Linked DNA regions of Homo sapiens: region 1 is linked to region 2. The links are chromatin loops, found by intact Hi-C in ENCODE. Cell type or tissue: MCF 10A. All regions are shown on one strand. Each heading gives the region's core, and the rest is flanking DNA. Links, peaks and the distances in the headings are about the cores only.

Evidence for each region. A loop is a pair of places that touch in the nucleus more often than their neighbours do. Peaks named below come from ENCODE experiments on the same cell type or tissue, not always from the same donor. Only the 100,000 strongest peaks of a DNase experiment are listed, where the experiment ranks them.
Region 1: a loop joins it to region 2, with 13 times the contacts of the local background. A loop is called at or near these places in 3 of 110 quality-filtered maps.

Annotation. Positions count from the first base shown.
Region 1 is chr9:104,860,593-104,865,974 of GRCh38, reverse strand. ABCA1 (ATP binding cassette subfamily A member 1) reads left to right here. Exons shown (of 50, transcript NM_005502.4): 6 at 4,175-4,296. Among named protein-coding and RNA genes, the nearest start is that of ABCA1, 65 kb to the left of the region's middle. In MCF 10A, for the core only: a CTCF peak has its summit at 2,556 (motif pointing left); a DNase peak (open chromatin) is centred at 2,564.
Region 2 is chr9:105,085,574-105,090,955 of GRCh38, reverse strand. No RefSeq gene overlaps it. Among named protein-coding and RNA genes, the nearest start is that of CT70, 96 kb to the right of the region's middle. In MCF 10A, for the core only: no CTCF peak of the experiment used is centred there; a DNase peak (open chromatin) is centred at 2,615.

The DNA.
Region 1 (5,382 bases), core at 164-5,163, 220 kb after region 2:
TTACTGTCTCCTTTTGGCTTGCTTATCCTTCCTTCTGCCTTCTTGAATTGATTTGCCTCTTTATCTCCCCTTTCAGCCTTGAAAGTTCCTCGAAGGCAGGGACTGTGTCCCCATCTTTTCTATAAATGGCATTGTTGTACATTGGTAAAGTTGAGTGAAAAAATCTTTTTGATAATCACAAATTATTACCATATATTGAGCACCTACCATGATGAGTATCTCTGATCTTCATATCTTTGAAATGTGGATACTATTACCTTCACTTAATTGGTAAGAAAATTTGTGCTCAGGGAGGTAAAGTCACTTTCTCACAGTCACACAGCTATTTCACAGGAGAGTGCAGTATCAAATTTAGGTTTTTCTGGTCCCAAACCCTGATGTTTCCCCCACATCATTGTTTCTCAGACTTGGCTGCAATCACCTGAAAAATTTTATTAAATTCTTTTTTTTTTTTTTTTTGAGACAGAGTCTCGCTCTGTCACCCAGGCTGGAGTGCAATGGTGCCATCTCTGCTCAGTGCAACCACTGCCTCCCACGTTCAAGTGATCCTCCTGCTTCAGCCTCCCAAGTAGCTGGGATTACAGGCACCCACCACCACACTCAGCTAATTTTGATATGTTTAGTAGAGACTGGGTTTCACCAGGCTGATCTCAAACTCCTGACCTCAAGTGATCTGCCCACCTCACCCAGCCAGGTTTTATTAAATTCTGATGCCTGGGTCTTACCCTAGCAGTTCTCATTAGTTGCTCCATGGTGTGGCCTGGGCTTTGGGATTTTTGTGAAGCCCCCAGCTGAGTCTAACGGGCAGTCATGTTTGAGAACCAGTATACTACACCATGTTGCCTTCCTGTTTTCACACAGGTTGGTGCTAGTGTGTGAGTCTAAGCCTACATGGGTGGATATCCACGTGATCAGGCTGCAAGTTCTTTGTAGTGGAGGATCTTTGGCCCTCCCTGCTGCTTCCCAACCCAGCGAACCTACCACACCATGCACGTGCACAGCCAAGGGTTGTTGACTGTTTAATCAGTCTCTGGGTTCTTATGTCTCATCCGGGGGATTCACTGATAGGAGGCTGGAGCTTGATCACATCCAGATGTTCTCATCTTCAGAGCCTGTTAACATAACAGAAGTCTTATAAACATGCTGAGCACACTCACTGGTCTGGAGAGTGTTGCAGGATGACCTAGGCCCATTGCAGGGGTGGCCTGGGTCGCCCTCCCACACTTCTGCCACCCTGCTTGGGAAGGAGGGAGCTGTTTTGAAGTTCCCTGGTGCAATATGATGTATTGCTCTGGCTCTGCTCAGGAGGAAGCTATGGCCCACCTAGTCAGTGAGGGTTAGCTAATACGTGTATTCTGTTTCTGTTGAGGTTTCACAGAGGCCTTTTTTGACCCTTCATTTTATAGATAAGGCAGTGGAGGCACAACTACATGAAATGACTCGACAAATAAATGGATTTAGAACCCAGGTTTCTGACTCCCAGGGTGGTGCTTTTTCCATGGTTGTACAGTGATTAATGTCTACCTTTTCACACCAGTCCTCAACTGAAGACACCAGCTTACACCTTCCTTCCTGTTTCTCCCAAGAACAGAAAGTGACCCCGGATGTCGCTTTCTGTTCCTGGGAAGGCAGTTCCAGTGGTTAGAAGTCCTGTTCACTCCTGGGGTGTGGCCTGGGGATGGTCCTGACATCCCTGGGCTCTTCCTGGACCTGGCCAGCTAAAAGGAAATCTCCTATGATGGTACTCAGATACTTTTGGAACCTTGTCAGCCCTAATCCCATCTCCTAGTGTTTAGTATTCAGCTACCCTTCACTGGGCAGTAATTCTGTGCCAGGCCTGATCTGGGCATTGGTGGTACTAAGAACGCATATTCCCTATCCTATAGGCATAGTCTGGTAGAGACAACATGCAAGTAAAACAATGTTCCTTAAACTGTGGTTCCACACCTCCCTCCCCCAACATTAAAAGTGTAAGGGATGCTTATTCAAATGTAGATTTGTAGGCTCTGCACTCTAGACCCACTATTTCAGAATCTCTGGGGACTGGGCCCAAGAAACTGCATTTTCGCATGCTCCCTAAATGAAGCTTAGGTGCTCTGAGGTTTGACAACTGCAGTAGAGAGCCTAATGCTAACAGTGTAGAGTCACATGTGATGGGAAGCATCAGGTAGGTAGCAGTTTGCAGGAGCACTGATTCTGAGGGACACTAACTGGGCCTAAGAACAGCTACTGGCTGTCATGAGGAATAACTAGGAGCTAGCCATAGAGGGGTAGCAGTGAATCATTTCTCTAGCGATGTAAATCTTGCTCAATTTATTCTGTCTATATAACTCAATATTACTGAAGTTTGCCTAAAGCAGAATACACCTGGATCATACAGCATTTATGAGAGACTGGCTGGGCTGTCAGGCCCTCCTGTTACTTTATCTCTGCATGTGACCCTCTTAGCTCCGCGGATTAACTCCTGTCCTCATTAAGCCTCACACTGTAGCCCCATTTTCAGATCAAACCTGTTTCTCTTCTGGTAAATGATTTCAGTTTGCAAAGTTTGCCCTCTAGAGGTTGCTTAGTGCCTGGCCATGTGGGCTCAGTTCATGTGGTCCTGATGAGCTGGTTTTATCTTTATTACAAAGAAGTTAGGCTGTTAGGAGAGTGGGTTGGAAGGAGAAGAGGTAGACAGCCAAATGAGATGAGTCAGGGAAAACTATACTGTTTCGGAGTCATAGGGCTCCTACCAAGCATCTGGTCAGAAACCTCTCATTTTGGAGATCAAGAAATTGAGGTTCAGAAAGATGACATGAGGTACGCAGGGACGCCACCAGACACAGCCTCCAACTCTAGAAACTAAAATTCTGGATTCTTAGTGCTGCTTTTTCTGTTTTGTTGCACTGGATTGAAGCCTTTTCTAACTGTACTCAGAGGGCCTATTATTTAGGGAGATTCCGTATGAAATCCTTTAGCAATCAAATCATTTAATAGGGCTGATGGTTTAAATATATGTTAATGTGTTTTCCTAAAGCCTGGCAGACCTGGGTTTTGGAGCTTTGTATCACATGTTTTATGTTTGGAATGAAAATGAGACCATGTCTGTGAAGGCACTTTGATATGCGTAATGCACTCTGCCAGTGTTTGTCAAAACATGGTCCCCAGGTCAGCAGCATCAGCATCACCTGTAAGTGATTCTCCAGTCGCATCCCAGGGCCGCTGTATCAGAAACTCTGGGGGTGGGGGTGGGGGTGGGGGTGGGGGTGGGGGTGGGGGTGGGGGTGGGGGCCGGCCCGGCCCGGCCCGGCCCGGCCCGGCCCGGCCCGGCCCGGCCCGGCCCGGCCCGGCCCGGCCCGGCAGTCTGCATTTTAACAAGCTCTCCAGGTGATTCTGATGCATACTTAAGTTTGAGAACCATTGCTTGTTTTGCATTAAACAGGAGATTAGTCTCTGCAGCTTGTGGGAATAAAGCTTTAAATCTCTCCAATTTTAGCTCTGTGAAAAGGCAGTGGGGAGACAGGAATGAACGGACTAGTGCCACAAAGCTCAGGTGGGGTGGGTGAGATCATTTAGAAGAGAAAGACCGGGCATGGTGGCTCACGCCTGTACTGTCAGCACTTTGGGAGGCCAAGGCAGGTTGGATCACAAGGTCAGGAGTTTGAGACCAGCCTGCCTATCATGGTGAAACCCTGTCTGTACTAAAGATAAAAAAAAAAAAATTTGCCAGTCATGGTGATGCATACCTGTAATCCCAGCTACTCGGGAGGCTGAGGCAGGAGAATCTCTTGAACCCGGGAGGCGGGGGTTGCAGTGAGCTGAGATTCCACCATTGCACTCCAACCTAGGTGACAGGGTGAGACTCCGTCTCAAAATAAAAAAAAAAAAAGAAAAGGAAAGGCTGTGTGTGTGTGTATGTGTGTGTGTGTGTGTGTGTGTGTGTAACAGCACCATCACACTGTTTGAGTTGAGGAGCACATGCTGAGTGTGGCTCAACATGTTACCAGAAAGCAATATTTTCATGCCTCTCCTGATATGGCGATGCTCCCCTATCTCATTCCTGTGTGTGTTTAGCCAGGCAACTGTTGATCATCAATATTATGATAACGTTTCTCCACTGTCCCATTGTGCCCACTTTTTTTTTTTTTTTGAGTTACTTACTAAATAAAAATAAAACACTATTTCTCAATAGACTTGAAGCTTCAAGATTTCCTGGTGGACAATGAAACCTTCTCTGGGTTCCTGTATCACAACCTCTCTCTCCCAAAGTCTACTGTGGACAAGATGCTGAGGGCTGATGTCATTCTCCACAAGGTAAGCTGATGCCTCCAGCTTCCTCAGTAGGGCTGATGGCAATTACGTTGTGCAGCTACTGGAAAGAAATGAATAAACCCTTGTCCTTGTAATGGTGGTGAAGGGGAGGGAGGTAGTTTGAATACAACTTCACTTAATTTTACTTCCCTATTCAGGCAGGAATTGCCAAACCATCCAGGAGTGGAATATGCAACCTGGCGTCATGGGCCAGCTGGTTAAAATAAAATTGATTTCTGGCTTATCACTTGGCATTTGTGATGATTTCCTCCTACAAGGGATACATTTTAAGTTGAGTTAAACTTAAAAAATATTCACAGTTCTGAGGCAATAACCGTGGTTAAGGGTTATTGATCTGGAGGAGCTCTGTCTAAAAAATTGAGGACAGGAGACTTTAGACAAGGGTGTATTTGGAGACTTTTAAGAATTTTATAAAATAAGGGCTGGACGCAGTGGCACTGAGTTGAGAACTGTTGCTTGCTTTGCATTAAATAGGAGATCAGTCCCTGCAGCTTGTGGGAATAAGGCTTTAAATCTCTCCAATTTTAGCTCTGTGAGATGGCACTGGGGAAACAGAAATGAACGGACTAGTGTCACAAAGCTCAGGTGGGATGGACGAGATCACTTCAAAGGTCTGTAATCCCACGTCTATAATCCCAGCACTTTGGGAGGCCAAGGCGGGAAAATCACTTGAGGTCAGGAGTTCGAGACCATCCTGGCCAACATGGCAAAGCCTGTCTCTACTAAAAATATGAAAATTAGCTCAGCGTGGTGGCATGCTCCTGTAGTCCCAGCTACTCGTGAGGCTGAGACAGGAGAATCGTTTGAACCTGGGAGGCGGAGGTTGCAGTGAGCCAATATCACGCCATTGCACTCCAGCCTGGCTGACAGAGTGAGACTCCATCTCAAAAAAAAAAAAAAAAAAAGAATTTTATAAAATCAGGAAATAATATTAGTGTTTATGTTGAATTTTAACTTTAGAATCATAGAAAACTTCCTCTGGCATCATTATTAGACAGCTCTTGTGCAGTGGGTAGCACCAGACCCAGCTTGCATGGTTATTGATTTTTCAGAGACACTTTTTGAGCT
Region 2 (5,382 bases), core at 179-5,178:
GGGCTAAGCAGGTGATTGTGGTTTGGAATATCAGGTTTGCTGACCCAGGTGTCATACTTACATCACTTTTAGAGGAGGTAGCATTTTTCTGATCCTGGAATTTCTCTCTGGCCATCATGATCTCATCTCCTTCTTCAGGGCCACAGAAATTTCAGCAGTGGTCTGCCTTTTCTTGATCCTCTCTTCTTTTTTTTTTTTTTTTTTTGAGACAGAGTTTTGCTCTCGTCACCCAGGCTGGAGTGCAATGGTGCGATCTCAGCTCACTGCAACCTCTGCCTCCTGGGTTCAAGTGATTCTCCTGCCTCAGCTTCCTGAGTAGCTGGGATTACAGGTGCTTGCCACCATGGCTTGCTAATTTTTGTATTTTTAGTAGAGACAGGGTTTCACCATGTTGGCCAGGCTGCTCTCGAACTCCTTAGCTCGGGTGATCCACCCACCTCAGCCTCCCAAAGTGCTGGGATTACACGTGTGAGCCACCGTGCCAGGACTCCAAATGTATTATGACCACAATAATTAGTTTTTTGCATAACCTTCCAGATATGTTCTGTGCTTAAAGTATTTTGGGGAAAATGTCAGGAGAGAGAAATGACTGAAGCTTGAAAATTGCTGGAGAGGAAGTGGGCAAATTTGGAACACAGGGGCCTTTGCAGGAGCAAAGGATTCAGAACGCTTCCTATGTAAGAGTTAAAATTACTGAAAGCGATTGGGTTGCACCTGATTGGCAGAGAAGCCATTAAGACTTTTAGGATAAAATCTTCATCAAAAGAGAAAGAGATGGGCGTTGGGCTGAAAGTGTTAGCTAATGATGGTTCTGGGTCTATGTGCCAGATAGCTTCCCTTTGCCCTTTTTCCAGCCTGATCTCAGCCCCACTCCAACCCTCAGGAGGCTGACTTGTACAGACTACTATAACACTTCATCAGGCTTCCTTGTCTTTTGGCCTTTGCTTGATTTCTTCGCAAATGAAAATCTCCAGCAGGAAATCAGAGGAGGGTGTGGGAGGGAAATCTGGATATTTATTTCTCGGGCTCACTCTCTGCAGTGTTACCCAAAGCAGGCTATATCTCTAGACTGAAGCGCACAGTTCCTCTCAAAGTGGACTTCTCTGCATGAGTCTCTCTATTAAGGTTCCAGTAGCTGCTCCTTCCTCTCATCTTTATGGGCATGAAGGTGGTAACATCCCACTGTTACTAGTCTGGGGTTACTCCATTGTCCCTTGTGAGTCCTTTACACCTACTTTTTATAAATAGTCCTTTACTAAGAACTCAAACAATTCTAATTTGAAAGCACCATCAACCTTCTGCTGTGATCCTGAGATATAGTCAGTTTGGCAGCAGACTCCAGAACCTGTCCCAACACAGCTATCTTAATGGCAGGCTAATGTCCTGGGGAAATGGCTAGACGACTGGTTTGAAGGACTTGTAACACTGGAAGCCTAAGTCAATTTTGCCATGGAGCAACCATCTCCAAATATGATGCAGAGAGAAGTGTCACCTGCCCTTGCTTTTGAGAAATAGCGTCTTCTGGGCAAGAATTTTCACTACCATGTTGGCAGCAATTGGAAGCAAAAGCTCAGCCCCAGCCATGTGGCTTCAGAAATGCCAGGCAATAGTGGCATGGGTATGTATGATCCTGTACCAATTATCTATTGCTGCATGTCAAACCTTCCCAAAAGAGAATAGCTTAAAACAGCCATTTTATTACTCCTTATTGTTCCATGGGATTGTTGTGGGCTCAACAGGAAGGTTCTTGCCTGTGGTTTATCATGCAGTTGCAGTTAGATGGTGGCTGGAGCTGGAGTCACCTGAAGGCTTGACTGAGTTGAATATCCAAATGGCATCTTCATTCTCACATCTTGTAAACTGGTGCTGGCTATTGAATAGGATCAAAGCTGGAACTATCAACCAGGCATTTGATTTTCCTCCACAGGGCATATTTACATGGGTAGCTTGGGCTTCCTCATAGCATGGTGGTCTCAGAGTAGTTAGAATTCTAACATGAAAGCTGGCTTCCCCAAAAATGCATTTTCCAAGGGAGCCAGGTGAAGGTGCATCATTTCTTATAACCCGGCCTTAGAAGACGTTCAGTATCACTCCAGGCACATCTATTCATCAAATTTAGTTCTAGGCCTGCCCAGATTTAAGGGAAGAGAGTGAATATCCAGAGCCATGGATTACTGGGAGGCCATCTTTGGGGAATAACTACTGTTAGCTCCAGGGGTGGTTATTTTAGCACAAGTGGTGGCAGGAGCAAGAATTGCAGGTATCTCTTTGGAATGCCAAGGTTTCTGCTGTCGGCAAGATAACAGCCTTGAGAGCAAACATAATTGGCTTTTCATTTCATCCACATATCTGCAGGCTAGGGGAGCTCCTTGGAAAATCAGGAGAGGGACTAGACTAGGAATCTTGCAAATCCAGGGGCTTAAGTGTCCTACTTTAGGATACATTGTAGTAGGAAGGCAAAACTACCCTGGTTTGACATAGATGAGCAAGTTGAGGCTGAAAGAAATTAGTGGTAGAATCAAGATTCAAACCTAGGCCTGGCTGCTGTTCAAAAACTCTTAACACTAAGTCAGAGGTAGATTACTCAAAATGTCTACAGGGGCCAGACACGTTCAGTAAATACATCAAGCTAGTGTAAGACAACTGGCAAGAAGCAACCTATGTTGCAATCAAGCTGAACACCTGTTTTAAAACATCTGCCTTTTAACATACTTGTAGACAAATCCAAACTAAAACAAAATTCAAAATTCAGCCCAAGGGCAGTGGTGTAGGTGGTGTAAATGGTGCCTGCAAACAGTGGAAATGAGTTTGAGCCTTTTCTGCCTTTGGAAGGGGCTGGAATTTGCAAAGATTGTTGTTTTTCACCACTTTCTTAGGGAGTGGCACATAGAAATGTTAAGTTCTCTGCTCATACTCCTTCCCATATCCTTGCCCAAAGGCTGCCAATTTACAACCTACCTACTAAATTCTACTACTACTTACCCAAATATATATGTATGTATGTATGTGTGTGTATATATATGTATACACATATGTATATATGTATATATATACACACACATAAATATATATATATATAAAAATGTATATATATATATATTTTTTTTTTTTGAGATGGAGTCTCACTCTGTTGCCCAGGCTGGAGTGCAGCGGTGCGATCTTGGCTCATTGCAACCTCTGCCTCCTGGGTTCAAGCAATTCTCCTGCCTTAGCCTCCTGAGTAGCTGGTACTACAGGCATAAGCCACCACACCCGGCAAATTATTGTATTTTTAGTAGAGGCAGGGTTTTACCATGTTGGCCAGGATGGCGCCTTTTTTTAAAAGATCAACAAAATTGATAGACCGCTAGTAAGACTAATGAAGAAAAGAGAGAAGAATCAAATAGATGCAATAAGAAATGATAAAGGGGATATCACCACCGATCCCACAGAAATACAAACTACAATCAGAGAATACTATAAACACCTCTATGCAAATAAACTAGAAAATCTAGAAGAAATGGATAAATTCCTGGACACATACACCCTCCCAAGACAAAACCAGGAAGAAGTTGAATCTCTGAATAGACCAATAACAGGCTCTGAAATTGAGGCAATAATTAATAGCTTACCAACCAAAAAAAGTCCAGGACCAGACGGATTCACAGCCGAATTCTACCAGTGGTACAATGAGGAGCTAGTACCATTCCTTCTGAAACTATTCCAATCAATAGAAAAAGAGGGAATCCTCCCTAACTCATTTTATGAGGCCAGCATCATCCTGATACCAAAGCCTGGCAGAGACACAACAAAAAAAGAGAATTTTAGACCAATATCCCTGATGAACATCGATGCAAAAATCTTCAGTAAAATACTGGCAAACCGAATCCAGCAGCACATCAAAAAGCTTATCCACCATGACCAAGTGGGCTTCATCCCTGGGATGCAAGGCTGCTTGAACATATGCAAATCAATAAACGTAATCTAGCATATAAACAGAAGCAAAGACAAAAACCACATGATTATCTCAATAGATGCAGAAAAGGCCTTTGACAAAATTCAACAACACTTCATGCTAAAAACTCTCAATAAATTAGGTATTGATGGCACGTATCTCAAAATAATAAGAGCTATTTATGACAAACCCACAGCCAATATCATACTGAATGGGTAAAAACTGGAAGCATTCCCTTTGAAAACTGGCACAAGACAGGGATGCCCTCTCTCACCACTCCTGTTCGACATAGTGCTGGAAGTTCTGGCCAGGGCAATCAGGCAGGAGAAAGAAATAAAGGGTATTCAATTAGGAAAAGAGGAAGTCAAATTGTCGCTGTTTGCAGATGACATGATTGTACGTTTAGAAAACCCCGTCGTCTCAGGCCAAAATCTCCTTAAGCTGATAAGCAACTTCAGCAAAGTCTCAGGATACAAAATGAATGTGCAAAAATCACAAGCATTCCTATACACCAATAACAGACAGAGAGCCAAATCAGGAGTGAACTCCCATTCACAATTGCTTCAAAGAGAATAAAATACCTAGGAATCCAACTTACAAGGGATGTGAAGGACCTCTTCAAGGAGAACTACAAACCACTGCTCAACAAAATAAAAGAAGACACAAACAAATGGAAGAACATTCCATGCTCATGGATATAAAGAATCAATATTGTGAAAATGGCCATACTGCCCAAGGTAATTTATAGATTCAATGCCATCCCCATCAAGCTACCAATGACTTTCTTCACAGAATTGGAAAAAACTACTTTAAAGTTCATATGGAAACAAAAAAGAGCCCGCATAGCCAAGACAATCCTAAGCAAAAAGAACAAAGCCAGAGGCATCAACCTACCTGACTTCAAACTATACTACAAGGCTACAGTAACCAAAACAGCATGGTACTGGTACCAAAACAGAGATATAGACCAATGGAACAGAACAGAGGCCTCAGAAACAACACCACACATCTACAACCATCTGATCTTTGACAAACCTGACAAAAACAAGAAATGGGGAAAGGATTCCCTGTTTAATAAGTGGTGCTGGGAAAACTGGCTAGCCATATGAAGAAAGCTGAAACTGGATCCCTTCCTTACATCTTATACAAAAATTAATTCAAGATGGATTAAAGACTGAAATGTTAGACCTAAAACCATAAAAACCCTAGAAGAAAACCTAGGCAATACCATTCAGGACATAGGCATGGGCAAGGGCTTCATGACTAAAACACCAAAAGCAATGGCAACAAAAGCCAAAATAGTCAAATGGGATCTAATTAAACTAAAGAGCTTCTGCACGGCAAAAGAAACTATCATCAGAGTGAACAGGCAACCTATAGAATGGGAGAAAATTTTTGCAATCTACTCATCCAACAAAGGGCTAATATCCAGAATCTACAAAGAACTC